2 separate regions of the Mus musculus genome follow, and region 2 is linked to region 1. A link is a loop called in an ENCODE intact Hi-C map of the cell type or tissue named here. Cell type or tissue: left cerebral cortex. All regions are shown on one strand. Each heading gives the region's core, and the rest is flanking DNA. Links, peaks and the distances in the headings are about the cores only.

Region 1 (16,158 bases), core at 4,459-12,458:
CAGGCTAGAAACCCCTTTGCTTGCTTGTTTGCCTCTATAAATGCTTGCCTGAAACTAGGCATGGGGCTCCGCCTTCCCGGCCTGCGTCAGGGTTGGCATGAAGCCCAAGCTGGAACTTGTAATAAAAAGACCCTAATGCGATTGCATTGGAATTGGCTCCTTGGTGGTCCTTTGGGGTTCACGAACGCTTCCTGGCACAACAGTCCTAAATCCTAGAATCTGAGACTGAGACTTAAAGACTTAATAGGAATGAATGAAATGGTGCACACCTGCGAATGCAGCATTCAGGAAGCTAAGGCAGGAGGATGGACAGTTCAAGGCCATCCTGTCAGAAAACCAAACCAAATCAAAATGTCACTCAGCGTAAGCGGTACAAAAGCTAATTAAGTCGCAATGGAACGATTAGGACAGCATGCCTCGTGGGCAGAGTATGGCAAGAAGGAGACCTACGCTATACAGACTTAGGCTGACACAGAAGAAAGCTCCTCCTATGTCAGCAGAGGTGGCCTCAACTCTGGCCTCCAGAGCTGTTAGACAGTATGGTTCTGTTGTGTAAACCACCTAGCGTGTAGTAAGTTGATAACACAGCCCTTGCAGCCCATGACGTATATTTGATCTTAAATAGTTAGTGATTATTCATACAAGCCTTTAGATTCTAATGTCCACATACTTAGAAAAAATATTTTATTTCATCTTCAGCTATTGTCTATGTATATCTGTGTTATGTGCCTATGAGGTCAGAAGACTCTTCTAACAGGAGCAAAACCTACTTTTCTGTAAAAGACCATAGCTTGCTTGCAAAACAAGGAAAAGCGTCTACTAGACTGGTCTACAAGGGTGTATGGGTTACATGGAATGCAAGCCCTCTCCACATGGTGATACCTTGACTGAGTTTGCTTTTGCTTCTATGACCACATATATTGGACTCAGAAGATTCAATACAAATCAGAAACCCATTGCTCACAGTTCTGGAGGTGAAGTTCAAGATCAAGGGCTGACAATGGCCTATTCTTCACAGATAGCATATCTCAATGTCTTCTCACACGGTGGAAAGGGCAAACAGCCTCCTTCAACCCCTGTTTCTAAGACTCCTTAGTCCCCATGCCTTAGGATTGCACTCTCGTGACAGAAGGTCCCATTCATAGTACCACCTCTTTGGGACTTAGGATTTCAATATATGAGTTTAGGTAAGGCAAGCTGTCTGGTTACAGTACTGACCCACCCCACAATTACACTCCCGCATGACACAAGCCGGAGTAGGCACTGGTTCCTTCATCCACCCGCAGCTTTTGGTACACAGACTATATATACTTCCAGGATGAGCTTGCCCCAGGTATTCTTTGATGGAATGATATGGGCATAAGGCTGTTTTGATGGAAGCAGATATGTAGGAGAGAGTGACAGCTTGGTAGAGGTGAAGGTTGACCCAACTTCCTTGTTTTAGAAGAGATGAAGAAAGAGGACCTGCCTCCCAGTTTGGGAGGCAGGCACATCAGAGAAAGCCTGCCAGGTACAGAATGTACAAACAGAAAAGGAGTCAGCATGTGGCTTTGCAAAGTCACCCAGGCCACTGCGAGCTATGGGAACAAGATGATGACTCAGACATTTGCACAGTGGCGAGAGGCTAGGAAGTGGACCAAAGCCAAGGGGGCAGGGAGGACAATGCACAGAAAACATCAAAGGGCCAACACCAGGGAGACCTGCAGTGAGCCAGTGGGAGCATTATGATGCTTTGACCCATCTGAGAGATGCAAAAGCTTAGGCTACAAGCAGCAAGTGTCCAGACAGCAGCAGCCCAGTGAATTCCACCGGGTCCCAAGGACACCCTCTAGCTCAGCCCTGTCCTAAAACAGTCAGATGCCACCTTGGGGGCAGAATGGGCATGGAACCCGAGACAAGGTTTGCCTGGAGGTGGTTTCCCTTGCTGCACCGATCTAAGCTCTAAGGTTGGATCAAATCTCATTATTTCCCTACTCTACCTTTTGAAGATGAGGTAGATCAAGGTCAGAATTAACTATAGATTAAGTTACAAGATGCACCCACACACACCAGAGAGAGAGAGAGAGAGAGAGAGAGAGTCAGTCTCAGAGTATCTTTTGTGATTTCATGATTTCTTTCAATCCTTAAGGCTCCCCCCCCAACCCCCCGCAAATGTCAATCCTAGTTGACAGCTCACTTGCCCTGCTATGTTCGCCTCTCCTCCTTGGAGAACAGTGTATAATGTTTTTATGAAAGAAAATGGAAAAAAAAAACCAACCACAAATAGTCTCTTTCCTTCTCTCTGGAGAAATGATTATAATGCCAATTGCAGGGGAAACCCACGGGAAACTTTGGATTACAATATTTCTGCTAAATTTACACAGAAACAAAAATGCCAAGTACATGTTCCAAAGACATTTGAAAAGAAAGACCAAGATCGTGCTTTGGCTGCGCTGTGTGATACAAAAGTTACTTTTCCAGCCCCTTTGGCCTGAGCAGAGGCAGTGAGTTCCTTTGTTGGCTTTGTCCGTGCTTTAGCAATTAGTAACAACTCGCTTTCCAAACAAGTAGCTGATCCGTTTCCATTCATTACCGGTGACTAAGAGGGAGTCCACTTAGATGATAACCTCAGTGTTAAATGCACATAAAAGCCAATTTCAGCATCCTTCCTTCAAAGCAGGAAAATGGCTTTTCCAATTTTCAAGCATGTCACATTTGAGAAAGGCCTGAACTCAGACGAGCTTACTTTCTTCATGATTCTGATTTTTGAAAAGTCTCTCCTCCTTCTCCTGTTCCTTTAACATTGCTTGAAAAGATAATCTTGCTCTCTTTTTTTCTGAGGCGCATACCTATTAGCATTTACAAGTGGTTTTCCATGAGGCTGAACACCCCTGGTGGTACCTTCTCTACCAATCTGGCTTCTAGGTATCTAGACCCCACAAGTAAACAAATCTTATCCCACAGCTTCAGGTCATCAATGACGTGGCAAGGCAGAGTGAAAATTAATCTGAGGGCAATGGCTGAAAGTCACAAACAATCCAAAGCCAAATTGGCCAGCTTTTGGCAGAACCTGATAATAGCCATCCCTCCTTCTACCAGTTCTTGCTTCTGATTGCCGAACCTGGAAATGACCTTCATTTAGAGAGCAGGAGGAGGCATGAAAGGCAGGGGTTTGTTTGCTTGGCTTTGCTTTGCTTTTATCATCTGAGAAAGCTGAATGGGTGCTGATAGATTGTTCTTCCAGGCCCAGGGAAAAATGATGGGGCATTTCAAAATTTGGTTTTGGTATACTAAGAACTGGATCTGGAGCCCCCCACCCCCAGTCTCTGTCTACCTCTGAGCCACCCACCACCCTCTATCCTCTGTCACACAACACAAGAAAGCTCACTTACAACTCCAAGAGAGCTACAAGCAAGGGCTAAAAACTTCAGCCACTCGATCTCCTCTGTGAAGCGACCCACGTTCATCACACTGTTAAACAGGTCCGTGGGGAGATTCAGCACCTTCCACATCTGGGCCAGCTCATCTGCGTGGATGATCAGTCTGCCAGCAACCTTCGGGACAGGGAACACACAAAACACACATGAGGACCACAAGCAAGATGCTCTGAGTTCTCCCAGCACAAGGAGGGAAACTGGGAGCTAGAGAGAGCCAGCGAATCCCGTTTGACAATTGTCTTTGTAATGCTGTGATGTAGTTTAATATTTTTAAACTCCAGATGTCAGAATTATGGTAGAGAGACCCATGTAGAGTCCATTTCATTTCTTATGATGCCTTTATGGTCTCTAATTTTGTTCTTAGGTTGGCCCTGGAAGGCAGATGGGACATTAGAGGCTGGCTGAGACATCTCTCCTAGAGTACACATAGTTCTCTGTATTGAATCTCATGTGTGTCCCTCCTGTCTCTGCATGAGTGACATGTGGCACCCTATGGCTGACCTTAGGGTTTAGGATAGGTATCTAACATTGTTTGGTCCCAGGACCTTGAGAGCTTTGCTGGGTTCACTCCACAGAAGTCTTGGCATCTAAAGAGTGAAGGCGAGTGACAGATTCCCCTTAGCTAAGGATGCAGCCATGATGCGGGTACCTCATTAAGGTTCCAACACATTGCCAGGGCCTCTGAGCCCAAGGTTGAGTGTGCCCCAAATCACCCAAGTCTCCCCTATCCTCTATCCTAATGTGGGGCACCATGCCGCTCAACTGTATCCCAACAACTGGCCAAAGCACAGATTTTTCTCAAGCCAGTCCATTTTTTCCCCGTTCACAGGCTAACTCCTTTGATAATGTGTGAAGGGTTTTCCAAGAAGGGTGTGCTATTTTTACACCAGCCTGCGGTAGACCTCTCATCGTCTGGCCCTGTTAGTGTGATGCCGATACCCTTTAAGACAGGTGGTATGCATTACACTGAGCCCCTGTATATCCTTTGAGATCTGGGGGGGGGGGGGGGATCTGTGATGACCCCAGGACAGCTCAAGGATTCAGTCTCTTCCACACTAATTCCCATTTCTCTGAAGGACAAGTCGCTTTGAGGCCAGGACTTAATAAGCTTTTGGGGGCAGTGCTAACGGCCAGCTGCCTGCGGGCGTTCAGACCGCCCTGATGTAACCGCTCAGTTTCCGCAGCATCCCTAGAGCTCCTTACCCGAGAATGCAGGACCTTCAGCAGCTCAGGTGTCAGCTCAGCCCAGTTGGACAAAGGGATTTGTTCAGACCTCTCTCTCACTGGAGGAATCTCTCCACGGGACATGGCTCCGAAATATCTGCAAGAGAAGGGGTGGGGGATAGAGGAGGCTCCCGGGTTTTAGTGGCCTCTAGATACTTATGAATTTACTTCACTTTTTTTTTTTTTTGGCTGAGTAGATAAAGGACAGTATTTAGCTGTGGTTTGTTTGCAAATGGGGAAAGTTTGATTGTGTTATTTCCACTTTAAGGAATGAAGAGTGATCAGGGTATAAAAAGGTTTTATTTTCCTCTAAGAATAATAAACAGCCAATGAATCTCATCCCCACCCCCTTCCCTTCTTAGTCTTTTTCTTTTCTTTCAGATGTACTTATTTATTTTATGTATATGAGTACACTGTAGCTGTCTTCAGACACACCAGAAGAGGGCATCAGATCCCAATACAGATGGTTGTGAGCCACTGTGTGGTTGCTGGGATATGAACTCAGGACCTCTGGAAGAGCAATCAGTCCTCTTAACCACTGAGCCATCTCTCTAGCCCTGGTGTTTTATTTTCATAGACAGAGAGATCCTAGGATATGCATAGGATATCCATTCATGCGGATCTGGTAGGCATGAAGACCGTGATTATATGAAGATACTTGCAGATAGAATGGTTCCTGGGGGAGTGGGAAAGGGTTTCTGGCTTGAGGTAGTGAGGCCTGTGTGGGGCTTGAGCAAGGCCCTCAGGAAGGCCCGGGAGGAGAGGCATGGCAAGGAAGGGAACGGCGTAAGTGGATGTGGTGTCTATGAAGCAGTCCTGTTCTTTCATCCCTCAGAATTTTCAGTTAGATATGCCTGCTGTGTGCTACTGCCTCGTGGGGTGGACTCTGTTTGGGAGTGATGAGAAAGATAGGTCAAACCCTATGTCAAGATTGGCGTGATATGGAAAGAAGCTGACTGCCACAGGGAGTGGGCGTGAGCAATATGACGCCGGGGTGTCTCCACCCAAAGTCTTATTCCTGCCCCTCCATCACCAGGTAGTATAAAACACCGGGAGGGAGGGTGCTGTTTTACAGAAGCCCATTTTAGGGTCAGTCTACAGGACAGCGCTAACTACTGCCCTTTTCTGAGACACAAAGCAAACAGAACTAAAGAGACAGGAATCAGAACACGCAACTTCCAGTCTGTGGCTAGAGGTCCTCAGTGGGAGCGGCTGTAGAAAGACTTTGACACTTTTGACCCTGTACATGAGCCATCTCTGTAGACAGACCAGTGTCTGGGTGAAAGTGGTACAGTGGAGCACCCAGACTGGGATGTGGCCTGACCTTACAATCAGATTGGGTGGGGGAGGGGATTTAAAGCGGGGACAGCAATACTACAGCATCCCGTCCCACAGAAGTGCCTGGGTGGATATGTGGCGCTCTCCAAATAGCTTTGGAGTTGTTAGTATAGTTGGTTAGAGAATGTAGCCACACCCACGGATTCATTGCTCTGTATCTTTGCATTGTATTTGCAAGTGAATGATTCCGTGGTTGCAGTTTTACCGATTTCGATTTCGGCTGCCTCACATGCTTGCTTCAGGACAAATCAGTATAGGCCCTGCTGATGGTGGGGAGCTGGCTTCTTCTTTGTCGAGGAAATTCTTGCATGTTATGAACTAAATACCTATTTTATCTTGGAGATACTCGGTGCTGTTCCATCTGCTAGAACACAAGATTGTAAGCCACAGAAAGCGATCCGGTAAGTGCCTTTGATGTCTAAACTGGATGGAGAATGTTCTTAAGTCATGCTCTTTCTCACTGCACTTGAAGTACAAACTGATCTTGCACGGATGTCTAAAAAATTTATAGCACATCATACAATACGGAGCCAGCAGGTTACCATGGTGGAAAAGTTTCCCTCCATGAATGTCAGGGACAATATCGAGAAATGTCACTTTTCTTGCGATAATGCAGAAGCACAAGGACGTTAAAATGCGGTTTGAAGCAATCATATGGCATAAAACAAAATCTGTCCGACTATGCCAAAAGAAATTAGCCTTCTGACGTTAAAGTCCAATCTTAGAGGTAATGCATACAATTCAAGATAGAAAACGACACAGGATTCATGACTAGGCAAAGCAACTCCATTTAGACTGCATTACTTTCCTTCCATTCTAAAAAGCTTCCTTCTGGCTCAGCCTAGATGTCTTCACCACCTGCTGGAGGTTCTCTTTCCTTAGCCCCTCCCTCTACAGTCTGAGGTATCTTCTCACAGAGACACCTCTAAGGAAGTAATCATCCAGCAATAAAAACATCTAGAAAAGGCCCCAGAGTACGGTCTTGTTAGCTCCCAACCCCCTGCACCAAGCCAGGCTGTCCACTTTCCAGCAGGCACGTGTGTCTAAGAAACAATTTCATAGTTGAGAGGCTTTCTATGCAAAGCCGCTGCGGTGAAGTCCGCCCCTGTTGTGCAAGCTCACCCACCGAGCAGCCTCTAGGGGCTCTTCAAGGAGCCAGTGTGCTATGTGCTACACGCACACCATAGAGCGACTTGACCTCTTCAGCTCTACAACCGTTCCCAGAAAGCCATGTGACCTTGGACATCTTCATGCAGACGGGAAAGATCAATTTTTTAAAAAAATCAATTAAAAAAGAATTTTCTCCCCAAAGACTGGGTTCAAAGTGTCTTTAGTCTTGCCCAAGTATGTGTTTCCACAGCCATGAAAGAAGGTGTTTCATTAATCAGAGGAAACCAGCTTGTAGAGATCCCACCTCCTCCTCCTCCTCCCCGCGGGATCGCGCACCGCTCCACTAGGTGCACTGCTGCCATCTAGCGGTAAGAAGGAAAACAAGCTGCAGGTGTAAACCGGGGAAAGGCGAGCGGAGGTGCCAGCCAGATTCCTAAACTCCTTCCAACCAGGAAAGCAGATGGGATGCAGGGATGGGTTAGGCGGGCATGTGCTAGCTGACATGGTAAGCTAACTGATTCTATTTGCCCCAGGACACTTGGCCTACTGTTCTCATGTTACTACTCAATCTGGCTAGTTTAGGGAAGGGCTCTGTGTGTGGATACATTTGTGTGTGGATTTTAAAGACCCAGTTTCTACTAACCTGCCTGCACTGCCTGACTGCAGGCTTGCCAACCTCCTCGGTTTCCCACAAACCCTTTCTTAATATCTGCCATCCGAGAGAAACAACTTACTCGGCTGCCCACTGTATGAGATCAGGAGGCTGGGTCCGAATGGCATCTTTGGTAAACTGCTTCAGCAATTCCGGCAGCTCCGGTGGGATGCATACTTGCTTGTCTGTCTGAGGCATTGATCGCTTGACCTACAAACAGGACCAAACAGAACGCGAGGATTTTATTTGAGTCCTAAGCAATCATGAAACGTAAGAAAGCTGTTTAGAATAAGAGATCCTCTAGACCCTACATTAACACTCGTTTTGGAGTTTCTGCTAGTCTAGAAGTCTTTCTATTGGCTTAAACCCACGTCTGAGCAGCGGGTTTCTCTGGTGGGTGGTCCCCACGATACAAGTGACACAGAACGCAGGCAGAATAGGGAACCCGAAGAATCTGAGCTGACCCGGAGGCTAATGTGATTGGAAAGAACTCAAATGCTGGATATGAATGGCAGTGCAAGGAGGGGAGAGAAAGCAAAAGACCAGACTAAAAACTCCTTTTCCCTTTCTGGCTGCCACTATGTTTGGTGTGGGCGCAAAGGCTAACATCTTTTGTGTGAGAACTCAAACCGGAAACAATAGCCTGTGTGTAGTGATGCGCACTGAGAGCTGTCTCCATAGATTTTGGGGGGTGGGGTGGGGCAGGGTGGGGTGGGGAGAGAAACAGCCCCAAGAAGCCACAGGTCAGCTGTAAGTTTAGGTCTACACCAACAATGCCTAGTTGGAAAACCCTGAGAAGAAAAGACTGTGGTCTTAAGAGGTGGCATTTCCACTCCTCTTTAGTTGTTTGTTTGTTTATTTGGAAGAAGGGGATCGTGTTTAATTTTAGACTTCTTAAAGAGCCAACTATGTCTACATTTTACTAACATTTTTCACGAATATAAAAGATTATAAAAGTCATAAAAGTAACCACTATATATGTAAAAAGGAGAAATGGAGTTTACAAAAAGCCCCCCCCCCAATCCTTATCAATCCAAAATAATCCAAACTAAGACAGTTGGAAAGAATGCGTGCTTATCTCTAACCACAATAAAAGGCCTTAAATGTGTCAGCTATGTACAGAAATCAACAGAGCAGGCTTTTAAACTCTAGGGACAGTCATACCTGGAAAGGCCACAAAGACAGGAAAGATGGAAGATGAAAAGAAGCCACCAACTGTGCAATAGTTGGTTTAGATGCTAACACTGACAAGAGAGAGACTTCGCGGCACGTCATTTTAGGGAAAGATTTCCTTTATCGGGATAAACGCTTTGGCTACTGCCGTTCTTACATCATCATGAGGGCATCTCATGGTAACCAGGGGGAAGCAGGGCATTGTTTGGGATCCCCCTAAATACTGTAATAATCATGAGAGGGTGATACATATATCTATAATTGGAAGTACACCTCCGTGGGGGAGTCTCGTGGTGCCCGTGGGAATCCAGGATATTGCTTTGGCTCCCCTAGTTATTGTAGAAATGACTAGGGATGATGAATAACAATCTAGAGTTGGCGAGGAGAGGGATGTCATCAGAAAAATACCAGAGGGGTCTTGAGACTACTAGCAACTTTGCATGTTTAAGCCAGATGGTAGCTGCATAGATGTCTCATTGTCATATTTATAGCTATATTTATATTACACATTTTATTTTTTTATGTTTAAACAATGTTTTCCATAGCTACTGTTGCAAGCTCTTTTTGTTTTGTTTGGAGACAGGGTCTCAGGTAGCTCAGGCTGGCCCTGACCTCATTTGTTCTGAGTTAAGTCCCCCGTTTTCCTGTTTCCACCCTCAGCTGCTGGGATTACAGGTTTTAGCCACCAAGTGCAGCACTGTGAACTGTATATTTTTGGTTTTTGATGACTTTTCCAACCTATTTCATTTGGTAAACGACAGTGTCTTAGATGGCTTATCTTATTTGTGTGTATCTTAACTTACTCTGGTAAAATGATTATTAATCATTATTAAAAATATCTGATTTGCCATGTTAATCCTTTTCAGCCTACAGTTCCGTGGCAATGCATTCATCTACACTGTTGTGTAGTCAGCAACACCACCCATTTCCAGAGCCCTTTCATGCTCACCAAATGGAAACTGTGACTGAACAAAAGACCCAGGCTTTCTTTCTCTTTGCCACTGACAACCATGACTCCACCTTTCCGATCCTGTGAATTTGAGAACCTTTAGGTACCCTATGCTCATGAGTCGCACACCTTTGTCCTTCCAGAGCTGGCTTATTTTATGAAGTATAACATCTTTCAGCTTCATGAATGTTGTAGCATGCACCAGAATCTCCATCCTTTTTAGGTTTGTATGACCTTCCATAAATATGTACCCGTTTGGGCACTTAGAAAGGGCTGTTGGCATCTTTTGGGGACTTTAACAGTGCTGCTATGAACACGTGTACATAATATCTAATTGTTCTCTGCTTTCCGTTTTTGGGTATGTAACCAGAGGTAGGCTGGCTAGGTCACATGTTAAGTTCAACCACGTTTCTGAGGAACCAAGAAACTGGTTCCACTATTTTACCATCTTTACTTTTCTTGATAGGATCTTTTGAAAAGTGTGTGTATGTGTGTGTGTGTGTGTGTGTGTGTGTGTGTGTGTGTGTGCACGCGCATGCTCACACTCATGTGAGTGTATGCACCTGAGCGTGTGTTCAAGGGTATTTGCCCCCATGTGCATTCTCAGAGGCCTGAAGCAGGCATCAATGTCCTCCACTGTCACTTTTCCCTATTCCTTTGAGTCAGGGCCTCTTCCTGAATGAAATTGGAGCTTATATTTTTCTTGGCGAGGCTGAAAGCTAGTAAGCTCCAATGATTCTCCTGCCTCCACCAGCTCAGAGCTGAGGTACACACAGGAGATCCAAGCCCAGCAAACATCTGCAGTATATCCCCTGTTCCTCTTATCTTTCCTTGATGCTCAGACTTTCTTAAAATTTTCCATTCTCTCCGCTTATTTTCTATCAATTTCTGAAAAGTAATCAATTACATCCTTGAGTGTCTTGTGCCAACTATCATGCTAGATATTATAAACACATTTTCACTTTCAATTCTTAAAACAGCCCACAGGTAGATATCCTTCTACATAGGATGAAACTAAGAAACAGAATGGATTTTTTGCAATGAGCTGCATGATGGTTGATATCTAGATTCTAGGCAGGGTCTATAATCAGCTTGAAGGCATGCACGTCTATGAGGAACCATCTAGATTAGGCTGACGGATGTACGAAGGCCAGCCCTAATGGTAGGCAGCACCAACCCGACCTGGGGGCCCACAGCTGCATAAAAAGAAAGCAGCCAGCTGAGCACAAGCACCCATCTCTCTGCTTCCAGAGTGAAGATGCCACATGTGACCAGCAGCCACCTGCTCCTGCAGTCCTGCCGCAACCACTCTTCAGGTCTGGAGAGATGGCTCAGAGGTTAAGAGCACTGACTGCTCTGCCAGAGGTCATGAGCAACCACATGGTGGCTCACAACCATCTGTAATGGAATCTGACACTCTCTTCTGGTGTGTCTGAAGAGAGCAATAGTGTACTTACATAAAATAAATAAATCTTTAAAAAGAAAAAAACAACCACCCTTTTTTCCCTTAAGTGGCTTTGGTCAGGGATTTTATCGCAACACTGAGGAAAGTGGTAGAGACAGGGCTTGAATGCTTGTGGGAGCAGCCTGTTAAATGAGCCAGTCCTTTGCTTGCTGGGTCCCTATTGCTGAGACCCTTTCGTTGCTGTCACATACCATCTCTAGCACTGTTGCCTTGTCTCCTCCTGTAACTCATCCTTCTCCCATAAACAAGGATTAGTAACCCCCCTCCCCCAATATCTGTAGTGTGTGAGCTTATCCTTTCCTGGGATCTTCTTGGAGATCTCCTTAAGGGGTCCCTTTCAAATTCTGCATCTGTATCTCTCTCTCTCTCTCCCTCTCTCTCTCTCTCTCTCTCTCTCATGTGTTTGTGTGTGTGTGTGTGTGTGTGTGTGTGTGTGTGTGTGTGTATGGGCCCTGTGGCCTCAAAGCACTGGGTTTGCATTCTCTCCAGTCTGTTGAGTTCCGCTGAATCCCATTGACAGTTCCTTTGATATGTGTCTCCAGTTCACGCCTCTCTATCTCCACCCTCCCTCTCTGGTCCAGCTCTTCCTCAGCCACTGTGCATCCTCCTACTCAGCATCCACATCTCAGGTCATTCTCTAGTCCATCCTACCCAGGATGGTCACAACCATAGTCTTCACTGCTTCTCATAGACCGGAAAGCCCTGCTCACAATTTGAGAGCCAGACTGTCAAGGTCCTCATAAAATGCTATTTATTTTTATTCTATGTACATTGGTGATTTGACTGGGTGTGTGTCTGTGTGACGGTGTTGGATCTCATGATGGAACAGGAATTATAGACAGTGGTAAGCTGCCGTGTGGGTGCTAAGAAATCAACCTGGGTCATGAGGAAAAACAGCCAGCCAGTGCTCTTAACCGCTGAGCCATCTCTCCAGTCCCCAATTTGTACATATTTTAAATTTCATATTTCTTGCCATTACTGTTAACACCATCCACTGCAGTCACTTTCTAAGGAATTACATGTATTTACAATTTATACCTTTGTTTCCCTTTTCCCCTGGGGAGGTTACTGCCTCTAGAGCTGCCTCCTTTTCTTCTATCCAAACCCACACCACCTCAGTGCTCATCTTGAGACCCTCCTGAGCTTTCCGAGAAAGTCTGGGTAGTAGCAAATATGGTTGGCGCTGCACATTTTGCATTAAATCCTGCTCTGTCTCCTCTATTCACCAAAGCAGAGCCCCTTATAGTGACTGTGGGAGATGGCTAACACGTGTACAGCGAGAGCGTGACGCCTGTAAAGAGTTTATAGTGACACAAACTTTACAACCACTTACAGTCGTACAGGAGTTGAAATTCTATTTGGATGCTGTTTGGCACAGTAAAGTTCCAGGTTTTCAGTACTTCTTGTTTGTTCGTGCTTAAAGTTTTATGTGTAACACCTGCTGTCAGGCATGCATAGAGGCTTTCCTTGTCGTACGTGACAGTAAAGCCATCCCTGTAAATCTGATATTTGCTCTAACTGTGATATATTTATTATCGCAGTGTCAAACCTTGTGTATCTGTGTTTCATAGTCTTTTAAATTTGCTCTTAAGTTTTCACATTACTTCTTCGCAACCAAGTATATGCTTCTATAGTCTATCATTATCTGTCTATAATTAAATTTGTATTTGTTCAGTTGTGACCAGTTCATGTCCCTATTCTGGGCTTTTTGTGCTGGGGATGAAGAACAGGGTCTTGCACAGGGAAGGCCAGGGCTCCACCACCGAGCTTCTGCCCCGATCCTTGGGTTTGGCCACAGGATCTCACTGAATAGGTTGGTCATGGGCTCAAGAGCCTGCTGTTTCTGCTTCCCAAGTGCCAAGATTACAGAACCACCATTACTGGCGATTTTGGCTTTTGATGTTAGTTTCAAATCAGATTATTTGATGTATTTTTTTAATGACTTATTTTGTTTTGCTTATAGAAATTACATATCGTGTTTGCTTCTAAAACAAAAATGAAAAAAATAATACAATCAACTCAATAAAATCCATGACTTAACATGGATTTTATTAAAAACTTCCAAGCATTTTAATTATATGGTTCTTGAAATACTTATAATAAAACCTTACCATTTTAATCATTACATTTAACATTTTCTAAATGTCCCCCTTCCTAAGTGCTCAATTTTTCAAACACTTTGACTTGACTTTCTTTGACCAGTGGTTTGCTGCAGCCCAAAGCCTACAGTCTCCTTGAATGCCTGACCTACACCTTTTCCTGCCTTAAAGAAGAATCCTGGGCTTGAACATTAAGCTCAGCAGTAGGGCACTTGCTCAGCCAGTGTGAGACTCTGGATCTTCAATATATATAGAGCCAGAGCCTTATATCTCAATATACATCTTATATCTCATATATATATATATATATATACATTATGCATACTAATATGTATATTAGCTCAGCACTTTTTAAAGACCCACAAAACACTCAGTAATTGAAACATAATTCACTTAGGAATCTATGGAGAGAATTGTTTTAAATTGACATTCTTTTCCCTGCCAGGTAAGTTATGCCAAGCCTTAACAGAAACTTTCAAATGATACAATGTCTCTGGTGAGTGAAATGTATTTATCAGGTGGGGCACATGTGCCACAGTGCACCTGTAGAGGTCAGAGGTCAGTTTGAGGAGTCAGTTCCTTTCTCTCATGTGGGTCCCAAGGATGGAACTCAGAACCTCAGGCTTAGCAGCAAGCCCCTTTACTGACTGAGCCATTTTGCCAGCCCCCAAAGGATCAGGATTATATTTTTAAAAATTACTTTGTGAGTGGGATTTTTTACGTTTTTTTTTTTGGTTTGAGAGTTCATAATGTATTTTGATCAATTCAACTCCCGTTCCTTCCCCTCCAATCCCTTCCCACCCCCACTCTTCCCTCCCAACTGCTTCTGTTAATGGCTTAAGTCTATCAGCATTTACTATTTTAGAAACAAATTGAAAAATTTAAATAAATAAATTTCTCAGATTTTAATGTAAATAGCATATTTTTATGAAAATATCTACAGATAGAGAGTGGCCTTGTTCACTCTTCTCCCAAGTATCTCAGTGTCTGGCTTACTACAGAGTCAAGTCTTCATGTTCTATTGATATTCTGTCATGTTTGGAATCTCCACTGCGCACTTTCAGAGTGAAGGTGGCGTATAATGACCATAATGTCACAAAAAAGAGCATTGACTACACCTATACCTCCCCTTACAGAGTCAGGGCCTCTCAGAAGTCTCCTAAACCACACTAGAAAAAGCACTGCCCTAGAAAACTGCAAAAAGCATTTGTGACAATTGGACAATGGTGGTTTACGTCATCCAGAGGTCAAAGAAAGAAATGGTCACGTGATGGGGAAATAAAGCCAAGATGTCTCCCACCTCAGAGTTTCTCATCGTAGTAACCTGTCTGAGAAATGAACATATATGGGAACCATTTGGTCCCATAAGAACCCAAAAGGAATAGGGGAAGGGCAGCTCTGGACCAGCACTGTTCAGAGATGCGTGACACTCTCCATGTAACAGAATCACTAGGTTTCCATGCAGCGTGAGGAACCTGTAGCTCTAGCTGTGTTTGGTTAATGCACTAGTTAGAGTGTCTGAAGAGGCATGTGTGGAGAACTTCAACTATCCTGCCAGGAAGTACCAAACAAATCACACAGGACATAAGAATAGAAGTAGAGACACAGCAAGACAATAAGATGTTCTGGATGTCACCCAGTGTCTGAGCGGACAGAGCCACACGACAGCAGTTAGAACTTCTCGTGCTGTCCCTTGCTCTCCGAACTCCAAGGGGTCTGGATGCCTGCGATTGCTCCCGTAGGCACCCTGGTCTGCTCCGTCAGCTGTGGCCGTGAATTCCATCTTAAAAGGATGTTACTAATGCAATCCAGGCCACGCTGGTTCCATCTGCATGCGTGACTGTTCTGTGGTGGAGTTGTTCTTTGCTGTGTCCCTAACAAGCCACCCACACGAAGGAGTTTGCTGGTTTCATCCTCTTCTCTGGAGATGACAAAGGAACACTGTTTGCTTGTTTTTACATGTCATTGTTTTACATGCCTGTGTGCTGACATTCAAAAGGGGCAACGGTTGGGAGAGAAATCTTTCCTAAGTTGAGCCCCGTTTTCTGCTTTGAAACGGGCCTCATTGTCTTATGACGCTGTGTGATAAAAGAGATTTGTTGGTAGCTGTTGCAATCGATTTCTGGTAAAAGATGAGCTTTTATATAGTGTAAAACTAACATTCGTTACAAAGTAATCTAGAAAAATGCTGGTTGCTAGGGGAACAATTAGCTAATTTTTATGACTTAACTAAAATATTGATCAGACTCCGGGAAGAAATTAGGAGACAAGTTGACAGTGCAGACAAACCTTTTCTGATTGTAAAGAAATAGATTCCAGATAATCACACTGACCGAAGGACACCTTCATTACTCTCTAAATAAAGTGGGAGGGATGAGGAATAAACGTGAAAAATCCAAGTGACCCAGGGCTGGCACTGGGGGAAGGGGAGGGGTGGGGACCCGCCTAAAGAGATGGAGCTGTGCCTTAGTCTACATGGACTGAAGTAGTTTGCTGAGGTCAGCGGGGCGATGAGATCCTTTAATGCTTCGGATCAACCGTTAGATTTAAGAGAACACCATATTTTTGAGCTGGTCATGTGACTCTCGGGTTGTGTAAGCTGAGTGAGCCAAGAGAGAGGGGCCCATGTGGCACAAGTTTAGCTACCGTATTAAGTGTGATATACTGACCCTTCACACTTACTCTAGCACTCTGGCTTGCGTCAAATTAGGCTTCGCATAATTGACAATGCC
Region 2 (16,158 bases), core at 4,593-12,592, 130 kb after region 1:
TACCTAATGGGCAACTTCTAATTTCATTGTCCGTTGTAGATGCCAAGCTTCTGGAAAGTCACCCCAAATAAAAGCAGCCATTGACTAAGCGCTTTCCAAATGTCATCTTTAGTCCTCCCGACCGCACTAAAAGTAGTAGTCACTCCATTTATAGCTGAGAAAACAGGCTCAGAGAGGGGAGTTGATTTGCCAGAAGCTGTCAGAGTCTAAGGCTGTCTGGTTCCAAAGCTTGGGCTGTTTTCAAGAGTATTGTCTTGCAACTTATACCTAGGAGAGAGTAGGGACATCAATTCTATGTCTGTATAAGAAGGCAGGGATCTTCGAAATGGCAAGGTGTCTGTCTATTCATGCCTGAAAGGCCACTTAACAATGTCTTCCTTTCTTAGGAGTTGGAGACTTACGGCATATTAAACATATTTTTCCTGCATCAGGTTCCAAATGTCCTTCTCCTGACTAAAGTAGAATGTTCTTCCTTGGGCTAAGACATCAGGGAGTGAGAAAGAAGGTATTGGCCAGGATAAATGTCATGGCAGAGGAACTGTTCCATTTAAAGTAATGACTATCAATTTTCTAAATACAACCCAGGAACACACAGCCTCTTCCTGCAAGTCCCCATAAAGCGAAGACAGCAGCTTAGTGTGCCCTGCTTGCTGGATGCGTTCCGTTCCGATCTGCTCCTGAATCTGTCCCTTCTACCTCTCGTCTGTCTCTCCCCATCCCTCTCCTTGCTCTTCCTTGCATCACACTCTCTCTAACCAATATTTGAAAAGTAGCCTCTTGTCAGTGAAGAGAGTGCCTATGGCCTCACAGCTGAAGGGCTTCCCTGTGTATGTTTATGGACATATTTACATAGTAAATAACTATGAGATAAAGTAGAAGATGGGTCTCCTAGCATTGGGGTAGTGTTCAGAGAGGTTTGATGCAGGTTAACCGCCCTCTCTGGCTCCCACACTGAGATGGAATAGACATGGTCTGTTTTTTTTTTTTAATTAGGAATTTTCTTCATTTACATTTCCAGTGCTATCCCAAAAGTTCCCCATACCCTCCCACCCCACTCCCCTACCCACCCACTCCCACTTCTTGGCCCTGGCGTTCACCTATACTGAGGCATATAAAGTTTGCAAGCATGGTCTGTATTTGACATCCATATCTCCCACATAGATGTGACCCCTGCCAGCCGGGGGCATTCTATAAATGTTAGAAGGAAGGGGCAGGACTTCATTAGTGTGACCTGGGTGTAATGCCAGGGATGCAGTACCGAAATGTGACTGTGATTTAGTAATGTAAAACCTAATTAAGGGCACTGAGCCCAGACTGGGGGACTATCACGTGCTGATTGGCAGGGGCACTTCTGAAAGGAAAGTTAAGGAAACAGAAGCTGGGAATGTCTGTTCAGGCTCTGCCCCAGGCTCCAGATTCTCTGGCAAGCCCAGCCTTATTGTTAGAGTAATTACATCAGCGGTTTGCTACCACTGAGCTGTGTGGACTTCTTTTGCCTTGATTCATACTTAAGAGTTCAACTTCCTGGTGATGGCTTGCTTGGCTTACCTGTGGCATCAGCCTACACTGCGCATGCTGGCCTGAGCACTGCAGGGCCACATGGATGCTGCATTTTGTTGTTGTTGACAATAAGTGCAACTTCTGGCTCATGAAACAGCCTTAGGACCTTGGTTAATTCAAGTCTTATCCAAGGATTGATCTGCCCCTCCAAAACAGTCTAGTTTTAATGTGCATACCCTTTACTTTGGTGGGTAATCAAAGAAAACGTCATTTGTGGAGACTCCTGGGAGCAATTAATGGCACAGTCCTAGGCAATGCTGCAGGCTTCCTACCTGTTGGCAGGCACACTTCACTCAAGAGCATTCACCATGAGGTTGCATTGAAGGGACTTCATAGCTGGCAAAATGATACATGAGTGGATCTAAACAAATACTGCGCAAGAAGGTGGTAAAAAGACAAGTGACTGCCAGTTACATTTTAGACAAAGAAGCCCTTTAAAGGCTGCATTCAGACCGAGAAAAAGCAAGAAAGGAACATATCTCTGTTTAGGAGATGCTAGTACTTAGTCATATTTATTGTCTGCTAGTTTGCACCAGTTACTGCAGCAAGGGTCTCTATGAGGATCCCCACAGTGGACTTCCAGAATGTGTCCTTCAAGCAGATAAACTTAACTATACCCCTGTGATAGTTGGCGATGTGATGTAACACAGAACTCTTTTGTTTCTGTCTTGTCCAACAGGGCATTGACCTCAAACCTAAAAGACAGAGAGACTTCAAGGTCCCATGGCACTAGGGGACAGCGATAGGAAGGAGGTGTGTAGCCATGGTGCTATAGGATAGCTATAGGAAGGAGGTGTGTAGCCTCTAGTTTTGAAGGAATGACTTGGATGAGTAGAGAGTGGGCCAAGGCTGAGAGATTGTTGCATGCCTACTATCGTGTGACAGTCACCCATCTTAGGAGCAGCATAAATTGAATAGGTAATAGGCATAGGTGTCTAGGGAACTTAGAGACAAAGGATGGTATATGTGAGGTCTCAACTCTCTGCTGCATGTAAAGACAGAGAAGCAATAACAACTTATTATAAAGAAATGGGCAAATCTACTCTTTTTGTTGTGTTAGAATCCTTGGTCAATAGCATCATATTGAGTTTCCTGGGAACAGCTTGATGTATAAAATCAGAGTTCCATGACCTGGATGGATGCTGTAGGTGAAGGGAGTAAAGATGGGCTTTACTGATGGATAGTCTCCCTGACAGTTTTCAAGAAGCTTTTGTTGTAGGATTGGCTCCCACTCTCCATGCATAGGTAGCTTCTATGGCTCATGATCACAAGGTGAGGGGACGGAGCCATCTGGAGAGGAGACTTTTGGAAATGTGACTCAGTGGGGAGGCCGTCACACTGAAACCCAGCTGCCTTTCCTATCAGTTCTTAGAGGACAAAGCGACCGTCCTGCCTTTGCTCCAGCCTGGAAGAGGGCAACTTATAGCTCCCATTCTTTGTCCTCCTACACAGCTCAGGGTTTGTTCACATGGTAGCAACCTTGTTTGATCACTAATTAGGCGCAGCGTTTTCCCCACCCTTTTAAAGCTGAGGTCAAATGTGGTCTATATAGTAGATCAGAGCTGGTTGATATGACCCGTAATACCTTTTAAATATATAATTTCTTCCTTTCTTTAATCTCCTTTTTTTATCCCCCCATTTATCATCTCTTGCTGCTTCTGGTCTCAATTACCACAATTTAAAGGTCAATTATCTTTAAAAAATTCATGAATATTAAACTTAAAAAATTTTTATTATAGCACATTGTCAATAATTTCCTAAAAGTACATATGAAGGACTCTCATGGATTCTAATTCACATATGTTTAGTTTTTCAAGAATTTGTGTTGTATAACATGTTTTGCCCTCATAAGCACCATGTTATCAGTTCTCCAAGTCGGTGATACTCAGCCTGTGGAGCTCGACCCCTTAAATTCACCAGACCCTTTCACAGAGTTCTTCTGAGACTACCAGAAAACAGAGGTCCTTACATAATGATCCGTAACAGTAGCAAAATTACAGTTATGAAGTAGCAACAGAAATAATTTTATGATTATTCCATGACATGAAGAAAGGTATTAATGAGTCGCGGCATTAGGAAGGTTGAGAACCACAGCTCTAAGTGGTTCATGTGCTTAGTAGGGCTCCTCTGAGTCCCTTCTCTGTCCGTTTGCCCGGTATGAAGATGAGGCTTCACTGGCTCCCTGTCTTATGAATGAACTGTATGGGCGCACTGCCAATGGCAAGCGTGAGTGACTTGGTAATCAGAGGTTACACATTTTGGGCATCAGCTCTGCAATTTCACCCTTGAATTCCTTCAGGACTCAGGCAGATGCCATATGGTCCTGGTGACTTATTTACAGCTCCCTTGTCAGGCAGGTTCCACTGGTTACAGGCTCAGCACCAGCTTCTCTCTTGCCTGATGTGGAGGGTAAGTCAAGAAGAACCCTTTATTCTCTAGGATATGCCTTGTACCATAGCGTCACCAACTGGCTCTGCCCTACCGTCTCCCTTTGATAGAATAAAAAGATCCCTGTATGGCACTGGACACCCTTAGTTTTATCTTTGGCCTGGTTAATTTCCGGAGTTGTTGTTCCATTTTTACATGCCATTTCTTCCTCCTCTGTCTCTTTGAAATGTCTACCTAGTCACACGGGGATGCTTTCCTCTTTGAGGGTCTGCTATTTTAGGCCTTGGCCTAACCCCATCTATCCTAGAATTCTGTATTTTAAAATAGCCTCCAGGTTACTGTGGACTTATGACATTATCAACATTTCTTTTTTTTTTTTCAATTTCTGCTTTACAACATCTCCATCTGTCTCTCTCTGAACCTTGACATTCGGGTTTAGGGTGCAGCTTGAGAAAGGTCTTGAGGTTAGGAGCAGGACAAGCTGAGGGAAGGAGCATCTTGAATCACCCCCAGAGGTCCTCTGATGATGTGGGGGGTGAGGCGGGGGGATACTGAATATGCTGTCTGGGTTAGGGTGAGTTCAGCTCTGAGGCTTGTCCTCTGGTAAGCTGTGTGTGTACCCTGGATGTCTCAAGCTGCCAGTCCTGAGGTGTGCTTCTCTGTGTGTACCATCATCTACATTCAGGGATCCTTCTAGCACCTCTACCCTCAAAGAGCCACAGAAGGAAGCCTTTGAGCATTCTGGCCCAACATGCTTCATGGATTAGGTCAAAATTCTGCAGGGCCAACTTAGAGAGAGGGGCTTCAGTGGCACAGGAAAAGCCAACTGGAGTCTCAGGGATAATTAGTCTAGATATCTTCTGAGATATCCAGACCGTGTCTGAGTGAGGACCTTGTGAAGCAAGGGCAGTGGGGTTGGGGAAGGGGTGGAGTCCCTTTCCAGGCTGAAGTTGACACCGATCAGAATCGGTTCCTGCTTCTGCAGCAAGTGCCTGCCCAGGGTTGTTAAGCTAATTGTTAAATTAGAGTGGCTGGGGAAACAAATTGCTTCATGATGGGGTTTCTCTGACTGTGCCCAAGGCTGATGTCATCTGGCCTTGCGCCTCCTTGGTGGGGTGTATGTCAGGGAGGGGGAGTGGGCAGGCTTGACACACTTGTGAGCGAATCCTTATCAGTTGTGGCAGAAGCCTGCAGCTCCACTGAGCAGCCTACATGCCCCGTTGTGGAGAATTCACCGTTAGCCCTCTGTACTTTAGTTTCTTGCCCCTCATTCCTGGGCCTTACTTTGCTGGCGTTTTAAATGATCTTCTCCAGGGGCTATGAACACAGATGCCTGTTGGGGACAGACCATAAGTGTACTGATTAAAATGGCCAATAATGGCTGGCCGGCTGGCCAGGTGGTGGTGGTGGTGGTGGTGGTGGTGGTGGTGGTGGTGGTGGTGGTGGTAGCACATGCCTTTAATCTTAGCACTCAGGGGGCAGAGGCATGCACAGGCAGATCTCTGAGTTTGAGGCCAGTCTGGTCTACAGAGTGAGTTCCAGGACACTGAGAAACCCGATCTTGAAAACAAAACAAAAACAACAAAATTAGAGAGAGAGAGAGAGAGAGAGAGAGAGAGAGAGAGAGAGGCGAGGCGAGGCGAGGCGAGGCGAGGCGAGGCGAGGCGAGGCGAGGAGAGGAGAGGAGAGGAGAGGAGAGGAGAGGAGAGGAGAGGAGAGGACTAAATGATGAGCAACCACCTTTAGGAGGGGAGGGGAGGGGTGGGGCACTCTATGCTAAACTAAAGGGTGGTGCCCTACCTGAGAGGAACAGTGGGTTCTAGCTGGTTTCACCTGATGCAGGACATGTAGGAATGTGGGGCCCAGCCAACTGTAGGTGCTTCTGGAAGGGCTGCAGAGACACTCTGTCTTTGTGAAGTGGCCAGGTTTTCAAGTATGGACGCTAATTCTATTAAAGTATATTATTATGCTGATGAAACAGTCTATTTGTGGATGAGTTTGACTTATGCATATCCAAGCTTGCAACTTTTTATTCTGGTCCAAACTCAGATTTTACAGATACAAAACAAAACAAAACAAAACAAAACCGAGATCCAGAGAGACAGAGCTTCTGGTCCAAGGTCAGGAAGTCAGTGAAGGAGAATTCCTTCCTCAGGCCCCTGACTAGGCATTGTCTCTGCTGGCTGTGTTGGCCAGGGGAGCATAGACATGAAATGTTCAGTGACATAATGTCCCCTGCCCCATTCCTGCTTCTCTGCTTTGGTGAGTTGATTGGAGACGGTTAGGGATGCTGAGAAGGGCCCTGAAGATAGAAAGAATGCTTAGGGAGAGGTGGGAATGGGGAAGAGCTGGCTTGAAGCTCCCAAGGATATAATTTATCTGCACGCCCCACTCCTCCCTCCTCTTCTCATGACAAGCTTCCATGTCGTGACACTCAGGAACACACTTTGGGATCACCCTTGATCGTCTCTACCCTTCCCCTGGAATTCCTCACTTCTGAACCCCCTTTCTAGCCCTGCTGCCATGTTCTCTGTTCACGAGTTTCAGGACACAACAATGAGACAATTGCAGTAGGCTTCAAGCCTGACTCCTCTGTCTGCTTTCTTCATTGTTGTCTGATTGATCTTTGTAAGTACAAGTTTGGGTCTCGGCATGTTCTCATTATGTGTGGTAGCAGTGCTTTAACCTAGCGTCCTAGATTCTCAAGTGCTGTGGTGTGGCTGCCCTGTTCATCAGCCTGGCTGCTTGGGCACCCAGCGCTACCAGGTGGAGGCTTGTGATATCTGGGGTAGTTTCCCTGACTTCGCTGAGCTTTTTAACTACTTTGGGAAGCTTTTACATAGGATTGTTTTGAGGAACAAATGTGATTATCTGTGTAAATCACTTGGCATGGCACACACAGTCACTCAACTAAAAGAGCAATTCAGGGACCTTGTAGCTATGACCACCATCATTACCTATCCCATACGTCAACCTCTTGCACATATCTATTGGTAATTTCTGGTTTTCTGTTCTCTAATATACACATTTGTTGTTGTTGCTGTTGTTTTGAGACTGAGTCTCAAACTAACCAACTTCAAATTCTAGGTCTCTGCATTTGACCTTGAACTCCTGGTCCCCTTGGTTCTCCTTTCCAAATCCTGGGATTACACATATGTAACCACCAAGCCCAACTTTGCTCTTGGGCATACTTTGATGCATGGTTGTTTGTGTTCTTGCCTTCATTTTCTTTCTCAGTTTGAGCTCTCTGAGAACGGGATGCAGGTTTGACCTCCCCTGTGCCACCCCGAGCTCTATAGACACTTGGGAAATGCTTGTCAAATGGATGTTGCTCTTGGCGGAATGGTACCATATTGATGATTTATTGATAACGCCTCTCTATAAGAGAGAGTCTCACTGGAGCTGGAGAGAGGACTCAGAGTTTAAGAGCACTATTCTTCTAGAGGACCTGGATTTGATCCCTACTTTCACATGGTGACTTACAACTGTAATTCCAGTTACAGAGGCTCTGATGTCCCATCTGCTCTGGCTTCTGTGGGTACTAAGCATGCACACAGTACACAGACATACAGGCAGACAAAATGCTTATACACATAAAAAATAGTTTCATGAATATGGGGGACTATTGTATTTGGGGACGCAGTTCAGGCCTTTGGATGCTGCATTGTAAGAGGGAAATGAAGTGTTTGTGGTAGAGTGGTGTTAGTTAGGGCAGATGCAGAAGTGTGACACGGGAGGTACAGAGTGTATGCCTGACACTTTGCGGAGGAACTGAACATGCTCTTAATAGCTCAAGGGCTCCTGGCAGAAGGACTGTTTGACCTGAGACTAGAACAGTCAATAGCACCTTGACTCAAGACCATGATTAACCATGATGTAACTGCTTTAAATGCTGGTTCAACAAATATTATTTATTTCTGTCCACTTACAAGCCCTATTCAAAATACTTCACGAATACCAGATTTGTCTGTCTCTGGTTGCCACTTGGACTAGGACTGTTGATTGTATGCAGAGTTTAAATGACATCACAGCAGAGAGCCAAGGCTAGAGTGGGGTAAAGCAGGGGCTTTATTCCTTTCTTTGGGGCTGGGGTAGGGAAGAATTCTCGTGTGCTTAGAAAATGGTAATGATGTACTTTCATGCTATCCGGGTGAGGTCCACTGTTTTTGTATGTTTCCTGCTTATTTTGTAGCTTCAGCTGTGGAGATGCTGGGCATGGGAGCTGGAAGCAGGAAATGGCCAGAATGCTTCTCTGACCATCCTGAAGGTTCTTTTCTTTGGGTCTGGCTGAAAGATTATGGTAATGGATGTGATGTGCAGCTGCAGAGGAAGCAAGGATTTTTTTTTTTTAAATCAAGAGGAATTCAGAGATCAAGAAGAACATGCAAAACCTAGGCGTGATGGTGTGTGCTGTAATCCTGGCACTTGGAAGGCTGAGGCAGGATATTCTCCAGAGTCTGAGACCAGCCTGGTTATAGAGTAAATTCTAGGTCAACCTAGGCTTACAAAGACTGTCTCAAAAAAAAAAAAAAGTATTGTTGTATACTGTTAGACATGTTTTTTAGTTATGCTTGCTTGTTCTTTTGAAGGAAGCTACTTTGGGACTTGTGTTCTCCCACACCCCCTTTTTTAACTGTTGGAAACTGTGCTCATTTATTTTTTGACCACACCTAACATATAGAACCCAGCGTCCAAGGCATCTGCTGCCACCTGCTGGCAGAGAATACCACTAGAGGGATTTGGAATCAAATGGGTACATACATTGAAAACCAATTCTGTCTCTGAATGGATCACAGAATATTAGAAATGTTAGAGATCTTTAAAAATTGTCTGGATTTATCTGGAATGAAACCAACATGCTTTTTTTTTAAAAAAAGTTCTCTTACTCTAATATTTACAATGATAGGAAACTCATGATTTCCCACTATTTTGTTACCATTCGTTCTTTCAGTTAAAATGCTTCTTTATTTGTAGATGCATATGTATCTCTCTGTATATGTGTATGTGTATACACACACACACACACATATAAATTTTGAAGGAAAATACCATTTTTATTTATTTGTTCTAGCATTTGCCTCTGGAAATTTCCATAATAAGTTAACTGCCTTAAAAAGGTTTACTGTGGCTTATCTCCATAGCCCTTCAAATATCTGAAGGGACCTGGTTGTACCCGCAGTCGTGTCTCGAGGTTAAACAGTGGCAGTGCTGTCAGTCAGGACAATGTCAAGCTTTCCAAATTCCTCATAGCCATTTGTTTCGTGATGTCGTACTGTTGGTGTCCCCACCTAATTGCATTGCTGAGATTGGCCCCAGCTCAGCTCTCCAGGTGTCATCAGTGTAGTGACACTCTGGTATTCAGGGTCTGTCCAGACTTCTGGGACACTCTCTGTACCATGAGGTAGCACTTTTGCTAGATTTCCATAGTGCTAAACTTTTGAATAATGGAAAGCCAATGAATTTGTATAATCTCCTATATTTTTAACTTTCCCCCTTTGGATAAAAGCAAGACTTGGAAAAATTGTAATTATACAATTACCAAAATGACTACATTCTGAATTTTAGATATTACTAGCAATGCCATAGTTCTCTCGCAGCGAATGGCCACCGAGGCTCTGTCTGGGAATAGGCTTCCGGTGATGGGGAAACCCTGTGGGCGTCACTGTGTATTTGTATATGGCTTATGCCTACCAGTCTGAGGTTACCATATCATGCTTTATATATCAACTTTTCTTCCTGAAACATGCTCTGAAAATATTCTGTGCGGTTATAGTTTTCTTGGTGTAAATATTCCACAATTGCTTCGGCAAGTCTAACATTGCATCCTCGAAGCCATCCTGCTCCTGAGAATGTTTGTCAGCCAGCGTGCGTGCGTCTTGTGTACAGTGTTTCACTAAGGTAGATGCAGAAGGTGAGAATGGCTTTCAGAGTGATGTGTGCGTCGCTTTAAAGGGTAGATCGCCAGACACAGAGTTTGCCCCTGTTGATTTTGTTCAGGTGTTCAGATTTGCCGAGAGTCTTATATCTTTGCCCGGTCATTTGTTATAGTATTGAGTCCACTATACCAGGTTTGTATTATCTGTCCATATTATAGGCATAATCTTTATCTGAGGAAATAACATTTTTAAAGAAGCTAAAGAAACACTTGAGGGGGCAGTGCTGTGGTATCTGTGGCCACCACCAGAGAGCCCTGTTCCACACAAAGTGTTTCTCGTAATAAAAGCCCTTGGGTCTTTTGCAATCATTTGCAGCGACTCCTCACAACTGTACCCATACTCAATTATCTACAAGAATATTTTGGAGGACATTTGCCATGGGCTTAGCAGAGATCCAGATACATGTTCTGCAGTATTCTCCTGTCCACTGTCGTCATGGAGTGAAGTCAGAACAGCACACATTGCCTTAGGGTGAGTGTCATTCAAAGTAGATCCTGGGTAACTATTCAATGAGCAGTGTGTTTATATACTTCCATGTACTTCCGTATAAGAATACACTCAGTCCCAAAGATACCAGAAGGAAATAGCTGTCTATTTTTGACTATTCTTCTCACCCATGTACTTCTTGTCTACTGTCTCCAAAGGAAGCTGGTGGCTGAGATATGGCTGGCTTCCTGATACACTCAAAGTTCTTGTTTCCAATGTCCAAATGCTGATACTACACCCAGGTATATTAGACTATTCACACAGACACACAGGCTGGCATTCATATGTTTGTGCAATGACATATAGTCATCCTCAAATGCTCCCACCATCTGAAAGAGGAAATAGGGTGTTCACTCAGCCACAGGCCTTGCTGGGTTACTCTGCATTACCTAGCAGAGGAGAGGGGATGATGGGCAGTACCCAGATCACTTTTGTCCATTGTCGGAACTTGTTACAATGTTCCGGACTGTCTTCAAACTCATCTGATGGTAGAACCTGAGTCCAGCAGGGTGATGTGCCCCATAGTTCCCATGCTCCCTAGGTTGTGTACCTCTACCCTTCTGGAAGTTGCCACACCTGGACTTCCACTGAAGAAAAGATAGAGTGTTCCTTTACTTTTAGGACAACTAAGATGGAAAACATAACTTTGAGTATCTATTGAAGGAAAAAGTTACTTCAGTTTTTCTGTTACTGGAAGTTAAGTTGCCTTTTTCCTTAACTGGGCTTAGGAAGTGTTTGGTGGCGTCTTGGCCAGGTATCCAGCTATTTAGGATTCCACAAGTGGTCTTATTTGGAGTGGAGTGGTGTCTGTTCTGTTTCAAAGGAGAAAAACAAAAGAAACAAGATTTAAAAACGGAGCAAAACCCAAACAGACAAAATTTCTTGCTATTTCTTTTTACTTAATTTAAACAAAATAAATAAAAAGAAAGCAAAGCCAAACAACTAGTAAACAAACCTAAACCTAAAAACAGGTAAGGCTTGCAAAATGGAAGAAGTGACACAGATGTGAACTGTTGTCCCTTTGCACTCTGCAGTGTCCTTCCTGAGCAGTGCATTATGGGAAGCCCTTGGTATGATGGCAGGCAATAGTGGGTGGGATGGAAGAGATTCAGTTTCTGCGTTGTTCACAGTCTGACAATCTGCAGAACTAGCCAGAGTTTCTCTTGGATAAGCTGGGCCCGTACTTGATAAATCACCTTATAAGGAAAAGGCCACCCTTTCTAACCCTCTCCTCCTTTCCCCCTCCCCCCTCAAACGTAGGGATGGCGAACAGAGTCAAGGTTTCAACTGCTTAGTTCAAGTTAAACAAACCCACCCTAGACAAACCTGCATTCCTCTCTCTCTGAAAGATTGTATCTGCTTGACCTCTTGCTTTGGTCTGGGCCATTCCACTCCTTCTTTTATTCTTTCCCCCCTAAAATAAACTCTTTAATTGCATATTTATATCTTATGTTTATCTATGGGATGAGTAATTGCCCAGGTCCATTCTCCTCTTAGTCTGGCTGTTGTTAAGGGGTTAGACTAAGTGCGTAGTCACTGCCCAGGACTCAACAAGGCCAGGGCCTTAGACTGTGGCTGTATTTGCACTACTTCAGGGTCTCCCTGAAGTCCCTGCACAGGGGCACTTTGAGTAGTCCAGGAACTGCTTTATGTAATAGGAGTAGGACCCCATCTGTATGGGGGGGTGGGACAGAACAGATGGAGGCCTGGGAAAGAAGATAAGAAGCAACATTGTCAGCTCAAGGTTGATACTGAAAATTAGGTTCCAAAGCTAGATACTTCCTGTCTCTTCCCATATCCCCAGCCTTGGTGCCCCAAGGATGTTCCAAGGCATGCTGAGTAAAGCAGGATTGTCTAGCTGTTCCATCCCGGTCAACCCCCTTTCACCTTGAGTTGCTGCTGCAAGGCAAACTGTTGATGCAGCTGAGAGCTTGTGATTAGCAGCCAGGGTATTCTGTTCCTTCTTGTATTCTCAGTCATGGTTCAGGATGTGATTCAGGGTAAGTGGCTACATAGTAAGTGCTTGCTGAACAAGGGAGAGCTGCTCTTCATTCACTCTCTATTTATCCTTTCAAAGATTTTTCTCAGCCAGAAATTTGACATAGGACAATGAACAGGAGTCGGTTGGACAGAAGGACACAGAGAGAGCTTAAATGTCATAGGGTCCTGTGGACGGCCAGTGTGTGGCCCAACTAAGTTGCCCGGAGAAGGTTTCCTGTGGGTCTAGAGAATTAGATGAAGGCAGAGTGGGAGCAGCCTTCCAAAGCCTGTGAAGAGCATATGTGATGGTCTAAAGGGAAGAGACAGCTTAGTGTGGAAAGTATAGGCTGGCAACACCATGGTGATCATCACTGTCTTATACTCATGTGTAGTACCTGCTGGGTGGGGTGTATTATTATATTTATTAACTTAGTTAGGTGTTACTAACATCCTCATTTTGCACAAAAATTGGAGGCACAGAAACGTGGAGTGATTTGATGGATATCACATGACTATGGGAGGTAGCTTTGACATAGGAGGGTGGTTGCCTCCAGAGTCTAGGTAGTGATAATGCATAAATCAGTCAGTCTCTCTGACTCTGTCTGTATGTCTCTCTGTCTCCTCCTTCTCTCTCTCTCTCTCTCTCTCTCTCTCTCTCTCTCTCTCTCTCTCTCTCTCTCCTCTCGTGTTTCTCTCTGTCTCCCCACCCCTCTCTGTACTCCCCCATAGGATCTTGGCATGCAATTAGATATGCCTAGGTTTTGGTGGTAGCAGTCAGCTTAGAGGATGTCTAGTTGACACTGACAGAGCCTCTGACATGTTCTAATTATTGAGTCTTTCTTTCCTTGCCTCAGTGGATGGCTTGGCTTTGTCTTGTTTCTTGTGAACAGACCTGGAGCTACAAGAATGGCTCCTATCTCTGAGTGGGGAGAAGAAGGGGAAATGTTTTAGGGGCCACAACTCAGGAGAGGGGCAACCTCTCCTAGATGTAGCCACTTGCAATGATTGCTGGGGCTGCACATCTTAAAGACTGGCTGGAGGAGAGTAGATGAGGTGATTGACAACTTTGTCCTAAGCAATTGGCCAGGAATAGAGATGGAAGGAAGGATGGATTCCGCCTTTTCTCTACCTTCCTCAGAACTGATGGTCCAACCCCAAGCTTCAGAGCCAAGGCATGGTGCCAGATCTTGCCCCCATGCCTTATAAATTTCTATCCTGTACCCAGGGCTTACAGTAACCACTTCCTCAGTAGTTGTGTGTCCCAGCAGCAAAACCAGTGTCTTTAGGGTTCTTCTCACTGCCCGTCACTGCCTGCTCTGATGAGGCACGTGAGCCACACATTGGTGTTCGGAAAAATTAATGTTTTCAAGATGCGCTCTGCACAGTCTTAGCACGTCTGTGCCTTTTTCTTTCACCAGCTGAAAGTAAAGAAGCATTCTTAGACAATTACTCCCCAAGGGAGCCCAAGGACTGGCTTTGTTTACTGAGTGTTTTTAGTTACGACACATGAAGGTCTGGGGATTTTTGGCTTTGAGTTTTTTTTTTTTTCTTTCTTTCTGTTTTTGGTTATAAAGATAGGGAAGATGAGTGGCTTCTCAACGGGGTCCTTGGAAATTCCAAGATTGTGAGAGGCATGTTCTTACGTGGGTATAGTTGTTGAGTCTGAGATAAAAAGCAGTAAAATATGACAGATGGAACTCAGGTTCAGGGCTTACCTCAGGCCAGCGTTGTACCCCAATGTTTGTGAGTTATCCATCTGCATCTGTTTGGAGCCACATCTACCCTGAGAGCCCCTTCTCTTCCCCTGGACTCCCTGCCTTCGAGGTGTCTGCTGAGAGATGCATTATGGGAGACGCAGTCATGATCAGTGATCATCTTCCGCTAGTCTGTGCCGCCTGCCACTTCTTGCAGCTTCCCACACTCCGAATATTCCAAGTGAATAGGGATGTGGGTTAGTCAAAGCCTGTAGCACAAGGCAGGGATGCTCCACTAGAGAGCGCACGGTATGACGCTCAGCACCTTATTTCTGACAGATGCCACAAAGGGACCACACTGCTCTGTCCTCATTGCCATCCCTGTGGCCTCAGAATTATTCTAATCCTGTATAGCAGTGGTTTCCAACCTGTGTGTCTTGACCCCTTATCCTTTCACAGGGGTCACATATCAGATATCCTACATATCAGATATTTACATTACAGTTTGTAACAGTAGCAAAATTACAGTTATAAAGTAGCAATGAAATAATTTGGTTGGGGCAGTCACCACAACACGAGGAATTGTATTAAAGGATTGCAGCATTAAGGAGGTTAAGAAACTTTGCTCTAGTCACTTCTTGGGTAGGACTGGGACCTGAGAAGAAACATTGCTCTCACTGACCAAACTCTCCTAAGATTTGTAAGCGGCAGATAAATGAATAGCCTGAGAGGAGCTGTGGCTCCTGCTGAAACTCTTTAAGTTCACAGAGTGCTCATCTGGATTCTTGTGGCAAGCCAAGGCTGTGGAGCAGAGCAGAGGGTGAAAGGCAAATGTCTGACATACCAGTGCGACTTCATCTAACAGCCACTGAGGTGGATAAGCCTGGTGGTGATTCCAAGTTGGGAGCTGTCTGAAACCATCTCACATTCTGTATCCTGTGAGTGGGAAGTGGAGAAGGAAACGGTTGCCTGGCCCCGAGGGAAAAAAGATCTGGATTTCTATTTTTGTCAGCCTGAAATGCTGTGAAAATTACCAGAGGAACAAATGGCTATGCTACAAAGTTACACCATGAAAGCATAGAAAGATCTCTGAGTGAATCCCCTACTCCTTAGGGATAGCTTCTCCTACCAGTTTGGTGAATTTTCTATCAGAGCTCTCTTGACACACACTGAAATATATACTCGTGTGTGTGTGTGTGTGTGTGTGTGTGTGTGTGTGTGTTCACAAAGTAGAATAATACAGATATCGCCATTTATTTTGCAAACCACATTTTTCCACACAGAATGGAGCATAGACATCCTTTCATGTTGCAACATATCAAACTGCTTGTCCTTGTTAAACATTTCTAAATATAATTATCATAGTTTATCTTAACTAATAATTTATTGTTAGTCATTTGGATTACTCTTCCTCTTTTTGCCTTTTTTTGGTTTACTGATTGAATATATTGCGGTGTGTATGGGTACTGATCTTGTAGTAGGTGAGGGTCTTAGAGGTAGAATTACTGGGCTGAGAGCTATGCATGCTAGAAATGTTAATAAGTTCTGCCAAGGTGATGTCTAAAAATCTTATATCAATTTACTCTCCAGCATGACTGTGGCTTTTTGCTTGTTTTGCCAAGCTGATGGGTAAAATGTGGCCTGGTTATTATTTTTATGTTGTGTTTTCCTAGTTACAGTTTTCCTCAGACATTTCCATTTCCATGTTTGTGAATTATCTGTTTATATATTTACTTATTTTTATACTTTATATTTTATACTTACTATTTTTTTCTAATGTTTTTAGCAGTTTCTTATAAGTTAAGAATATTTGTCCTTTGAATTATGTATTGATGCAAATGTGGCAAACATTTGTCTCTTGGATGCTATTTTGGCATTGCTCATGGTTTTAAAAGTTTACCTTCACTTTTGTCTTTGAGAACTTAAAATGTATGCAAATACAACACATTTACATTGTTAAAAATTCAATATATTTTAAGTATTTTTATATAACCCTCTTTCTATCTGCCAAGGCACTTTTCCAAGGTAACCATTAGCAGTAGGTCCTTGTGAATACTCCCAGTGTTTTGTTTTGTGAATATAAACAATCTAAATCTAGAGATCACTAATTTCTT

Evidence for each region. A loop is a pair of places that touch in the nucleus more often than their neighbours do. Peaks named below come from ENCODE experiments on the same cell type or tissue, not always from the same donor. Only the 100,000 strongest peaks of a DNase experiment are listed, where the experiment ranks them.
Region 2: a loop joins it to region 1, with 2.1 times the contacts of the local background. A loop is called at or near these places in 4 of 42 quality-filtered maps.

What each region holds. Positions count from the first base shown.
Region 1 is chr16:34,658,476-34,674,633 of GRCm38, reverse strand. Ropn1 (ropporin, rhophilin associated protein 1) reads right to left here. Exons shown (of 6, transcript NM_030744.2): 2 at 7,823-7,950; 3 at 4,620-4,737; 4 at 3,372-3,533. The coding sequence starts at 7,938. Among named protein-coding and RNA genes, the nearest start is that of Ropn1, 15 kb to the right of the region's middle. In left cerebral cortex, for the core only: CTCF peaks have their summits at 5,081 (motif pointing right) and 7,460 (motif pointing left); DNase peaks (open chromatin) are centred at 6,918 and 7,463; H3K4me3 peaks cover 569 bases.
Region 2 is chr16:34,524,197-34,540,354 of GRCm38, reverse strand. It overlaps a transcript of Kalrn not described here. Among named protein-coding and RNA genes, the nearest start is that of Kalrn, 18 kb to the right of the region's middle. In left cerebral cortex, for the core only: CTCF peaks have their summits at 8,664 (motif pointing left) and 10,130; DNase peaks (open chromatin) are centred at 4,974, 8,634 and 10,167; H3K27ac peaks cover 450 bases.